Linked DNA regions of Homo sapiens: region 2 is linked to region 1. The links are chromatin contacts, found by Hi-C or POLR2A ChIA-PET in ENCODE. All regions are on one chromosome and are shown on one strand. Each heading gives the region's core, a stretch centred on a gene start or an enhancer-like site at or near the end of the contact. The rest is flanking DNA. Distances are from core to core; before and after follow the strand shown. Region 1 holds the start of FBXL20 (F-box and leucine rich repeat protein 20). Region 2 holds the start of GHDC (GH3 domain containing).

Region 1 (5,097 bases), core at 1,769-4,268:
TCATTTTTTTTTCCTTCTCCCCTCCTCCCCTGCCCCCCATACATTTCTATCCTTGAGTTAGTTTTGGAGGGGCAGGAAGTACTTAACATCTCAGAAGCTAGATTGGGAAACATGCTCAGCTATAAGAACTGAGCTTTAAATTTTGAGTTTAAAAATGTACATCAGGAGCAGCTGGGGAGGGTCTTTTTTTAAAAAAATCTTTCAAATTTGGTTTTCTGTGCATATGGCCGTTTTGTAAATACTTTGGGGTTTTTCATTTTTTTGAAAGTAGATGAAATCTGTTGTGGGATTTTTTTCCCGAAACATTACAAAATAACCTGTTTATTTACATGCAAATAAACTTCTTTGATAAAAAGTAATTTGCCTGTGTGTAATAAAATTTTAGCCTTTGAATACTTTTTTCATTTGTTCAAAACTCCAGTCAATTTTAAAGAGTCAGTCAACAGTAAATGTCTTCCCTGAGTACTACTTGAAATGGGTCAACTGGTAACTGACGGAGCTGTGAAACTTGTCTTCATTCTATTACTCTGTAGGCCAGTTTTTCTACCCTTTGCCATTTTTTTTTTTTTCGAGATGGAGTCTCGCTGTGTCGCCCAGGCTGGAGTGCAGTGGCACAATCTTGGCTCACTACAACCTCCGCCTCCCGGGTTCAAGCAATTCTGCCTCAGCCTCCCGAGTAGCTGGGATTAGAGGCGCCCACCACCACGCCCAGCTAATTTTTGTATTTTTAGCAGAGACGGGGTTTCACCATGTTGGCCAGGATGGTCTCAATCTCCTGACCTTATGATCCGCCCGCCTTGGCCTCCCAAAGTGCTGGGATTACAGGCGTGAGCCACCGCGCCCGGCCATCCCTTTGCCATTGTTACTCACCAAATGCATCAGTTTTTGCTGGGAGAAAACAGCTCTTAGATGAGACAGAATGAAAAGGCTTTTTTATTCCACTGGCTGAAGTCAAGCAAAAACATTAAAAGTACCTGGGACAGGAGGAGAAGACAGACCTGGGTTTGTGGGCCTGAGAATGAGTTTCTGAAGCTAGGTCCCTGGTTTTAGGAAGCCCCCTCTAGGATTAAAAAAAGCCGGGGGGTGGCGCGCTGGTCGTGGTGGCTCACATGAGGCCTGTAATCTCAGCACTGGGAGGAGGCTGGAGGATCACTTGGGCCCAGGAATTGCAGACTAGTCTGGGCAACATAGGGAGACCCCGTCTCTACAAAAGAAAAAAGATCCCAGCACTCTGGGAGGCCGAGGCGGGCGGATCACTTGTAGTCAGGTGTTCCTGACCAGCCTGGCCAACATGGCGAAACCTCGTCTCTACTTAGCCAGGTGCGGCGCGGCGCGCCTGTAATCCCAGCTACTTGGGAGGCTTGAACCCGGGAGGCAGAGGTTGCAGTAAACCGAGATCGTGCCACTGCACTCCAGCCTAAGCGACAGAGTTGAACCTCTGTCTCAAAAAAAAAAAAAAAAAAAAAAAGAAAAAGTTTGTACAGTGCTTTAAGAGTTGGGTAATATGTCCTCCAGCTAAAATATACCTGTTCTTAAAGATCTGCCGCACTTGTTGCTCTTGTTAATTTCTTAGACGCATAACAAGTCAGTCGCTAAAACCACTAATTAAAAGGGGTGTGAGGAAGACCAACTCATAACTGCTTTGGAAGCATACAATTAGCAGTGCTGCTGCTCCTGCCAGGTGTGCTGGAATTTATTATACAGTTTCTAATAGTTCACTCTTAGGACATAATTTTGTAGTTTGTTGCTCATAGAAGGGGCAACAAAACTACAAAATCCTGTGTTATTCCTTCGTGGAAATTCGGTCATAAATTCTGAGACCTTGAAGGCCAGAGTTGTTAAAACATAATATAATATGATGACACAGATCAGCTTCTATACAAGGAGCCCGGGAGTCTGATGAAGTGTTTCCATCGGGAAAACGCCCCCGCCTACTCGCTCACACACGCTTGTTTCTCCCGCCAAAGTGACGTCAGGCCGAAGCTCTCACCAAACAGCGCCCTGATTGGCGGACAGGCAGGCGCTGCAGCCCATTGGGCGCCGGCGGCGGCCGAGCAAGGAAAACCAAAGGCTCTTCGGTCTCGCCCGCCCCACCCCCACGGACGCGCGCCCCGACCCCGGCCAAAGGAAGGGTTGCCCGGCTCCAGCCCTGCACCCCCGACCCCCGGCCTCAGGTGCAGCTCCGCAGCCATCCCCGGACCAGGGCGGGCACTTGGCCTGTTGCTCAGCGCAACCACCCTCGCCCTCCCGAGCCATGCACAGGGAGACAAGCGTCCGGCCCCGGCCCCCCAGGCCTCCCTGCAGCACCCCGTAATGTAATGCACTGGGGCGGGGGAGGCGGGGGAGGCGGCGGCGGCGGCAACCGCGGAGGCGCGGCGGCAGCCGCACTGCCCCAATCTAGACACATCCAGAAGAGGAGGAAAATGGCTCCGAGCAGGGACCGCCTGCTGCACTTTGGGTTCAAGGCGACAGTGAGTGACAGGGGAAGGGAGCTGGGTGGCCGGGAAGGATGCGGGTGCCTTACAGGATCCTGGGGAACAAGTGACGAGGGGCGACGGGCGCGGGCAGAGGCTGAGGTTCTGTGCAGGCAGGTGCGTGCCTGTTTGCCCGCGGAGGGAGGAGAGGGGGACACGGGGCAGAAGAGGGGCCCCCGCGCAGAGTGCGGTACTGCTCTACTCTCCCTCGCTGGTCCGCGAGCACGCGCGCACTCGCATCCGCCCCACAGACCCCCTTTTCCACACGCACAGGCACTTCCCTGCCTCGCCTTCTCCCGATGGGCTCGTCTGCCTCGGAGGCGCAGGGGGTCGTGCCGCCGCCGCGCACCGGCTGCTCCCGGGAGCGCCGTCAGGGCCGGCCCCGTGTGGGGGAGGGGTGGTCTCGCGCCGCCGCCGCCGCGCTCCTCCCCTCCCGCCCCTCCCCCTCCCGGGCGCTCCGAGGCCCGGGCGGCTCTGTCCAATGAGCAGCGGCGTTGCTGGCAGGTGGGGAGTGTTTTTGTTTTGGGTTGAAGTTGAGGCTGAGGAGAGAGCCGAGCTAGCGACGAGCAGTCGTTGCGGCCGCCGGCGCCGCGGGAGGTGGTGGAGGCCTAGCCGGAGCCGAGAGGTCTCTTGTTCCCGTCCCACGGTCCCGGCGTCACCCCTCCGGCGCCCAGTCCCCGTCCCGGAACTCCCGGGCCTGTCCTGGGCCCCCGGTCTGTGCACTCCGCTCGCCGCAGCGCCCGGCCCGGGCCGCACCCGCCGGCCCCATGAGGAGGGACGTGAACGGAGTGACCAAGAGCAGGTTTGAGGTGTGAGCTTGGGGGGCTCGGGCGGCGTGAGGAGGGCGGGTCGCGCGCTCTAATCCCAAAACGTCCGCTCCGCACGGAGCCTCCTCCCTGGCAGGCGCCGTCACCCACCCACTGGCGGGGCTGCCAGACTCCGCTCCCCTTTCTTGCGACCCAGAAGCCCAGCGCAGCCCGGTGCCCCCAGTCCCCTCGCCGGTTCGCCCCCCGTCTCTTCCCACCAGCGGGCCCCCGCGGGGGATTAGCTCGGGCGCCCTAATTCCACCCTCCTCCAGGATCGCTCAGCTTTCCATTCTTTACACAACCCTTGGCTTGCCTCCTTCCACCCAGCCATCACGGCTCCGGTCCACCAGAGCCTGCTGCTTTTCTCGCTGCTACCTTCATGACGCGTTTGTTGTCTGTTGAGGGAGGAAATTAGGGGATGGGTACCATTTCTCCGAGTTTGAGACCTTGGTGAAACTAGGGAAGTGGGGACGGTAGTTTGGGATGATAGAGGCTACCACGGGTTTTCGGTGCTGTGTTTGGTTTGGGTATTGTTCTGATACTTCCTCTGCTTTCCCGTTTAGTCTGTACTTCTGTAGCTCATTGTTCCTTGGGAACCCTTGGATGTCTACATGCTTTGAGATTGGGACGAAAGTTCAGCAAATCCATTCCGGTCTGTCTTTCAGGAACTTTTTCTCCTCTAGCGAGGGAGGTTTACTGTCCTGGAATTGAGGAGTGGACGGTCTTGAAAGCGTCTTTAGAGAGTAGTCATCTTGCAAGGAAGAGATTCCTTTGGGAAGTGAAATATTGTAACTACTGATGAATTACAGTAGTATAACAATATACTGGAAGGTTCCTTGAGGGTCAAGAGAAAGAAACTTCTACAGGAAGAGTAAATGTCACCTGGTCTTTTCTGGCAGAGAACCAGGCTGACCTGGGATCACTCACAGCTCAGTGGACAATCTCACTCGGTGTTTTTCTTCATCTCCATTTGAGAGATGAAATTGTAAGACGGCGAGACAAAAGTTTAAGAAACTCGACAACTAGGTTCAGGGTGTGAAAACTTTTAAGGGTTGTCAGTTTAATCTATTCTTTGATTTCTTATTATGCGAACTGGGAAATAATTTGAATTGATCCACGAAGATCAAGATAGGAAGTGTTTTGGGTGCAGTTTAAGTTCAGAGCTTCAGTGTTACTGTTGCACTTCAGGAGTGGAGAAAATCAAAGAATTGGCCTTCTTAGAGTTTTAGTATTTAACTTGATCACTAGAAGAAAATGTTATGGAATATATTATTTGGTGTTTAATAGGACATTGGATGGCCCTAATGTACAGAGCCCCAATAAAGTTAATTTATGATGGTTTCGTATTCAGTAGTACCGTAAAAACCCAGAATGTCACTAAAATTGCTGAATAGACGTTCAGCAGTTAACAGGAATCTTGAAAGGCAGTTCCAGATACTGAAGATTTGAGTCGGGGACAGTCTTTTGCCTGTGGAATTAGCTCTTTATCAGTTTGCTGTTCATTTTAGATTGAATAATTTTTGGAAAGTATTCTCTTGTATGTGGTGTAAAATTACATTGCTATTTTGTATTTTTATAATTATCTTATACTTTAATTTACAATCTCTGTAGGGGTGGCATACTATAATAAAGTAATAAGGAAATTTGTTGCTGTATTAAGAGGTTTCTTTTTAACTTGTAGCTGATGTAGCTGGCAACGAAATCTTTCTAAATATGATCTGAGAAGGTAAAAAAAAGAATAAGGTGGGGAGTCCTTCTTGGACGGTTTCATGATTAAATAAGTGTTTGTTTATAAACTAAAAGCTATTCACTTAATA
Region 2 (5,278 bases), core at 541-3,040, 2.8 Mb before region 1:
CTCTACAAAAAATAAAATTAGTTGAGCGTAGTGGTGCGTACCTGTAGTTCCAGTCCCTTGGGAGGCTGAGACAGGAGGATCTCTTGAGCCCAGGAGGTTGAGGTTGCAGTGAGCTATGATCGCACCACTGCACTCCAGCCTGGGCAATAGATCAAGACCCTGTCTCAAAAACAAAAAACAAAAAAAGAGAAGTTTGTAATTTTCCTTGGGATAAAGGCAACAGGCTAACACAGATGGTCACCCAGTAACCAGGTAAAGTTAAGATAAACTATATGTGACTGGCTGGGTGCAGTGGCTCAGGCCTGTAATCCCAGCACTTTGGGAGGCCGAGGCAGGTGGATCACTTGAGGTCAGGAGTTTGAGACCAGCCTGGCCAACATGGTGACATGGTGAAACCCCGTCTCTACTAAAAATACAAAAAATTAGCTGGGTGTGGTGATGCGTGCCTGTAATCCCAGCTACTCGGGAGGCTGAGGCAGGAGAATTGCTTGAATCTGGGAGGCGGAGGTTGCAGTGAGCTAAGATCGTGCCATTGCACTCCAGCCTGGGCAACAAGAATAGAACTCTGCCAAAAAAACAAAAAAAAAGAAGTTTGTAATTTTCCTTGGGATAAAGCCAGCAAGCTAACACAGATGTTCACCTAATAACCATGTAAAGTTAAGATAAACTATGTGACTGGCTGGGTGTGGTGGCTCACACCTGTAATCCCAGCACTTTGGGAGGCCAAGGAGGGTAGATCACTTGAGGTCAAGAGTTTGAGACCAGCCTGGCCAACATGGTGAAACCCCATCTCTACTGAAAATACAAAAATTAGCTGGGCGTGGTGGCACACACCTGTAATCCCAGCTGCTTGGGAGGCTGGGGCAGCAGAATCGCTTGAACCTGGGAAGTGGAGGTTGCAGTGAGCTGAGATTGTGCCACTGCACTCCAGCCTGGGCAACAGAGCAAGACTGTGTCTCAAAAAAAAAAAAAAAAAAAAAAGATAAACTATATGTGACAAGTCCTCTTACTTGAGGACTCGTTATTGTTTATCTTGAAAACGTGTATGTAATGGGTTGTATGCGCTTGGCTATACAAAAAAGTAAGATTTCCTCCCTTCTTTGCAAGCTCTTAGCAGATCACCTGTCATGTACATCACATTGTGGTTGAATGCTTATTCAATAATAAAATTGTTTTCTTTCTCAACTACCTTGAGGGAGAGGATGGGGTTTTTTTTGTTGTTGTTTTTGTTTTGTTTGTTTTTGAGACGGAGTTTCGCTCATTGCCCAGGCTGGAGTACAATGGCGCAATCTCAGCTCACTGCAACCTCCGCCTCCCAAGTTCAAGTGATTCTTCTGCCTCAGCCTCCCAAGTAGCTGGGATTACAGGCATGTGCCACCACATCTGGCTAATTTTGTATTTTTAGTAGAGATGGGGTTTCACCATGTTGGTCAGGCTGGTGTCAAACTCCTGACCTCAGATGATCCACCCGCCTCAGCCTCCCAAAGTGTTGGGAATACAGGCGTGAGCCACCGCGCCCAGCTGAGTTGGGGTTTTAAGAGTTCTTAAGCTTGCCCCTCTCCCAGCTCAAGTGGCTTAATGGCGTTCTTTCCCACACACACCTTTCTGTTCCTTCACCTGCGCAAGTTTGAGGACCATGCTAGTCTGGTCCTAACTGCCCCAACTGCCAGCCTGGGCTAGCACCCGACATGAAGTCCTGTAGGCGACCTGCCCCTTTAAGAGCACCCCCCTCCTTCAGCTCCTCCCTCAGGCCTGGTGGCCGGATTTCCCAGTTGGGGCCCAGCCTTTTAAAGCCATCGCTCCTTCTTTCTGGCCGGATGTGTGCTGAGACCCAGAGTCACCCAGGGGTCTCCGTCACGTGCCAGGAGTAGGCAGAAGTGGGCTGTGACAGGTGCATGTGGGCATGGACCCCACAGCCTGGGGCTCAGGAGGGACAAGGAGCTGGGACAGGGTGGATCCCGAGAGAAAGCAAAGCCACTCGGGAGTGGGCAAGAGATATCGTTACGCAGCTGCTGTGTGCCCGACCGACCCTGTCCGAAACCCTTCCTGTACCTTCCCTTCCTCTTCCTTCTTTTCTCCCTTTTTTTTCTTTTCTTTTTTTTTTTGACAGGGTCTCACTCTGTTGCCCAAGCTGGGGTGCAGTGGCACGATCTTGGCTCACTGTAGCCTTGACATCCTGGGCTCAAGGGATCCTCCCATCTCAGCCTCCCAAGTAGCTGCGACTATGGGTGTGACACCACGCTGGGCTAGTTTTTCAATTTTTTGTAGAGATGGAGTCTCCCTATGTTGCTCAGGCCGGTTGCAAACTCCTGGGCTCAAGTGATTCTCCTGCCTCAGCCTCCCAAAGTGCTGGGATTACAGATGATAGCCACCTCACCCGGCCCACCCCTACCTTCTGAAAGAGGCATTCTTATTCTTATTCCCATTTTGCAGATCAGGAAACAGAGCTCAGTGCAGCCCACTAAATTGCTCAGGGCCCTACAGCTAACAAGCGGCAGAGGCAGGATCTGCACTCAGGTCAGTGGGACTCCAAAGCTTTGATAGTCTCTCCTTTGCATCACCTGCCCCACAGGGTCCTGCCTTCTTCCCAATTTCATTTTTCCTCGGTTTTCCTGTATGCAGTAGAGCGTGGGAGGAGAAATGGATAATTGCTGCATGCCCCCATATCTCGGTTCCTTCCTCTTCCCAGGAGCTGCTTGGAGATGCTGCTGTGGCCACTGCTGCTGCTGCTGCTGCTGCTGCCAACATTGGCCCTGCTCAGGCAGCAGCGGTCCCAGGATGCCAGGCTGTCCTGGCTTGCTGGCCTCCAGCACCGAGTGGCATGGGGGGCCCTGGTCTGGGCAGCCACCTGGCAGCGGCGGAGGCTGGAGCAGAGCACGCTCCATGTGCACCAGAGCCAGCAGCAGGCCCTGAGGTGGTGTCTACAGGGAGCCCAGCGCCCCCACTGTTCCCTCAGAAGGAGCACAGGTGTGTTTCCCAGGGTCTGGGGAGGTGACCCAAAGAGAAAGAAACCCCACAGGACCGTCAGATTCCAGAGCCTGATGGCCCCCTTACCTCCTCCACTGCCAACGGAGTGGCCTGACCCAGAGACCCAGGACTGGCTTTCTTGTCCAAGATGAATTTCCCATGCTGGGTCCTTACATCCTCTCTACCCCAGGCCTATTCTCGGTTCCTCCCTCAAGGGTCTCACCAGTCTTGCCTGAAACTCTTGGGAAACTGGCTTCCTGAGGCGTTTCTGTTGTCATTGGGGCTATAGACATAAGCACCTTCCGGAATCATCTCCCTCTGACCAAGGCCAGCCAGACCCAGCAGGAAGACAGTGGAGAGCAGCCACTGCCCCCGACCTCAAACCAGGACCTTGGGGAGGCCTCTCTGCAGGTAATCTAGGATGGCCAGAGCCCAGTCCTGGCCACAGCCCAGTCCCACCAGAGACCTCTGACTTGCAGCCAAACCCTCCAGTCATGGTGGGCAAAGAACCCCCAAATGGGGGCTCTGGGTCTGGCTCTGACACCAGACCAACATTCTCTCTTTCCTCCTCCAGGCCACCTTGCTGGGTCTGGCAGCCCTAAACAAGGCCTACCCAGAAGTGCTGGCTCAGGGACGCACTGCCCGTGTGACGCTTACATCCCCTTGGCCCCGACCCCTGCCTTGGCCTGGGAATACCCTGGGCCAGGTGGGCACCCCTGGAACCAAGGACCCTAGGGCCCTGCTGCTGGACGCACTGAGGTCCCCAGGGCTGAGGGCACTGGAGGCTGGGACGGCTGTCGAACTTCTGGATGTTTTCTTGGGCCTGGAGACTGATGGTGAAGAGCTAGCTGGGGCGATAGCTGCCGGGAACCCTGGAGCGCCTCTCCGTGAACGGGCAGCTGAGCTCCGGGAGGCCCTAGAGCAGGGGCCACGGGGACTGGCCCTTCGGCTCTGGCCAAAGCTGCAGGTGGTGGTGACTCTGGATGCAGGAGGCCAGGCCGAGGCTGTGGCTGCCCTCGGGGCCTTGTGGTGCCAAGGACTAGCCTTCTTCTCTCCTGCTTATGCTGCCTCGGGAGGTCAGTGGGACTCAAGGGCAGTGAGGTGGGGGCAACGGTCAGTGGTCACATGACAAGCAGCCATGCATTGGGCCCTACATAATCATCTCATTTAATCCTCCCCAACAAGCTGCATGCTAGGGCCAGCAGCCTCCTTTTACAAGTGAAGAAATTCAGGCTCTCTAGGTTAAGAGTCTTGTAGCTGGGTGCAGTGGCTCACGCCTGTAATCCCAGCACTTTGGGAGGCCAAGGTGGATGGATCGTTGAGGTCAGGAGTTCCAGACCAGCCTGGCCAACATGGCGAAACCCCATCTCTACTAAAAATACAAAAACTAGCGGAGTATGGTGGTGCACGCCTATAATCCCAGCTACCTGGGAGGCTGAGGCGGGAGGATTGCTTAAACCTTGGAGGCAGAAATTATAGTGAGCTGAGATCGCGCCATTGCACTCCAGCCTGGGTGACAGAGCAAGACCCTGTCTCAAAAAAAAAAAAAAAAAAAAAAGGCCGGGGCAGTGGCTCACGGGTGTAATCCCAGCACTTTGGGAGAGGCTGAGGTGGGTGGATCACCTGAAGTTAGGAGTTTAAGACCAGCCTGGCCAATGTGGTGAAACCCTGTCTCTACTAAAAATACAAAAATTAGCCAGGTGTGGTGGCAGGCGCCTGTAATCTCAGCTACTCAGGAGGCTCAGGCAGGAGAATCACTTGAACCCAGGAATCACTGAATCACTGAGCCGAGATCGCACCACTGCACTCCAGCCTAGGTGACAGAGCGAGACTCTGTCTCAAAAAAAAAAAGAGTCTTGCACAAATTCATGTGGCACCAGGATTCACTCCCAAGTCTGCCCCCTCCAGGACCACAGCACTCTGCCTCTTTCCAGTGAGGGCCTAAGAGGCAGCCCGCTGAGGCTGGGGGAGCCAGGAAGGATGTGGTGGAAGGGCAGCAGGAGGATCAGGTGCTCAGAGGATCAGGCCTGGGATCCAGGAGGGGCTATTGCCTGGCAGAAAGCGATGGCACCAGCAGACGCTGAGGAGGCTGCTTTGCTTTCACAGGGGTGCTGGGCCTAAACCTACAGCCAGAGCAGCCCCATGGGCTCTACCTTCTGCCCCCTGGGGCCCCCTTTATCGAGCTGCTCCCAGTCAAGGAAGGCACCCAGGAGGAAGCTGCCTCCACCCTCCTTTTGGCCGAGGCCCAGCAGGGCAAGGAGTATGAGCTGGTGCTGACGGACCGCGCCAGCCTCACCAGGTGATCAGCTGC

The links. A loop is a pair of places that touch in the nucleus more often than their neighbours do. ChIA-PET counts read pairs that join two places held with the same protein, here RNA polymerase II (POLR2A). Pooled maps may share reads with other maps.
Region 2: a loop to region 1 is called in a pooled map, with 5 times the contacts of the local background. The contact joins the promoter of GHDC here to the promoter of FBXL20 in region 1. A Hi-C loop is called at or near these places in 1 of 50 pooled maps. POLR2A ChIA-PET finds 5 or more read pairs at or near these places in 2 of 52 experiments (B cell and T-cell).

The regions. Positions count from the first base shown.
Region 1 is chr17:39,399,547-39,404,643 of GRCh38, reverse strand. It overlaps FBXL20 (F-box and leucine rich repeat protein 20), which reads left to right and starts at 3,018. Exons shown (of 15, transcript NM_032875.3): 1 at 3,018-3,283. The coding sequence starts at 3,242. It overlaps MED1 (mediator complex subunit 1), which reads left to right. Exons shown (of 17, transcript NM_004774.4): 17 at 1-359. RefSeq lists silencers at 1,869-2,033, 1,999-2,388, 2,639-2,718, 2,749-2,948, 2,979-3,408 and 1 more.
Region 2 is chr17:42,191,006-42,196,283 of GRCh38, reverse strand. GHDC (GH3 domain containing) reads left to right here and starts at 1,790. Exons shown (of 10, transcript NM_032484.5): 1 at 1,790-1,891; 2 at 2,434-2,517; 3 at 2,690-2,967; 4 at 3,257-3,378; 5 at 3,542-4,043; 6 at 5,074-5,266. The coding sequence starts at 2,703. RefSeq lists enhancers at 1,648-1,877, 2,772-3,302.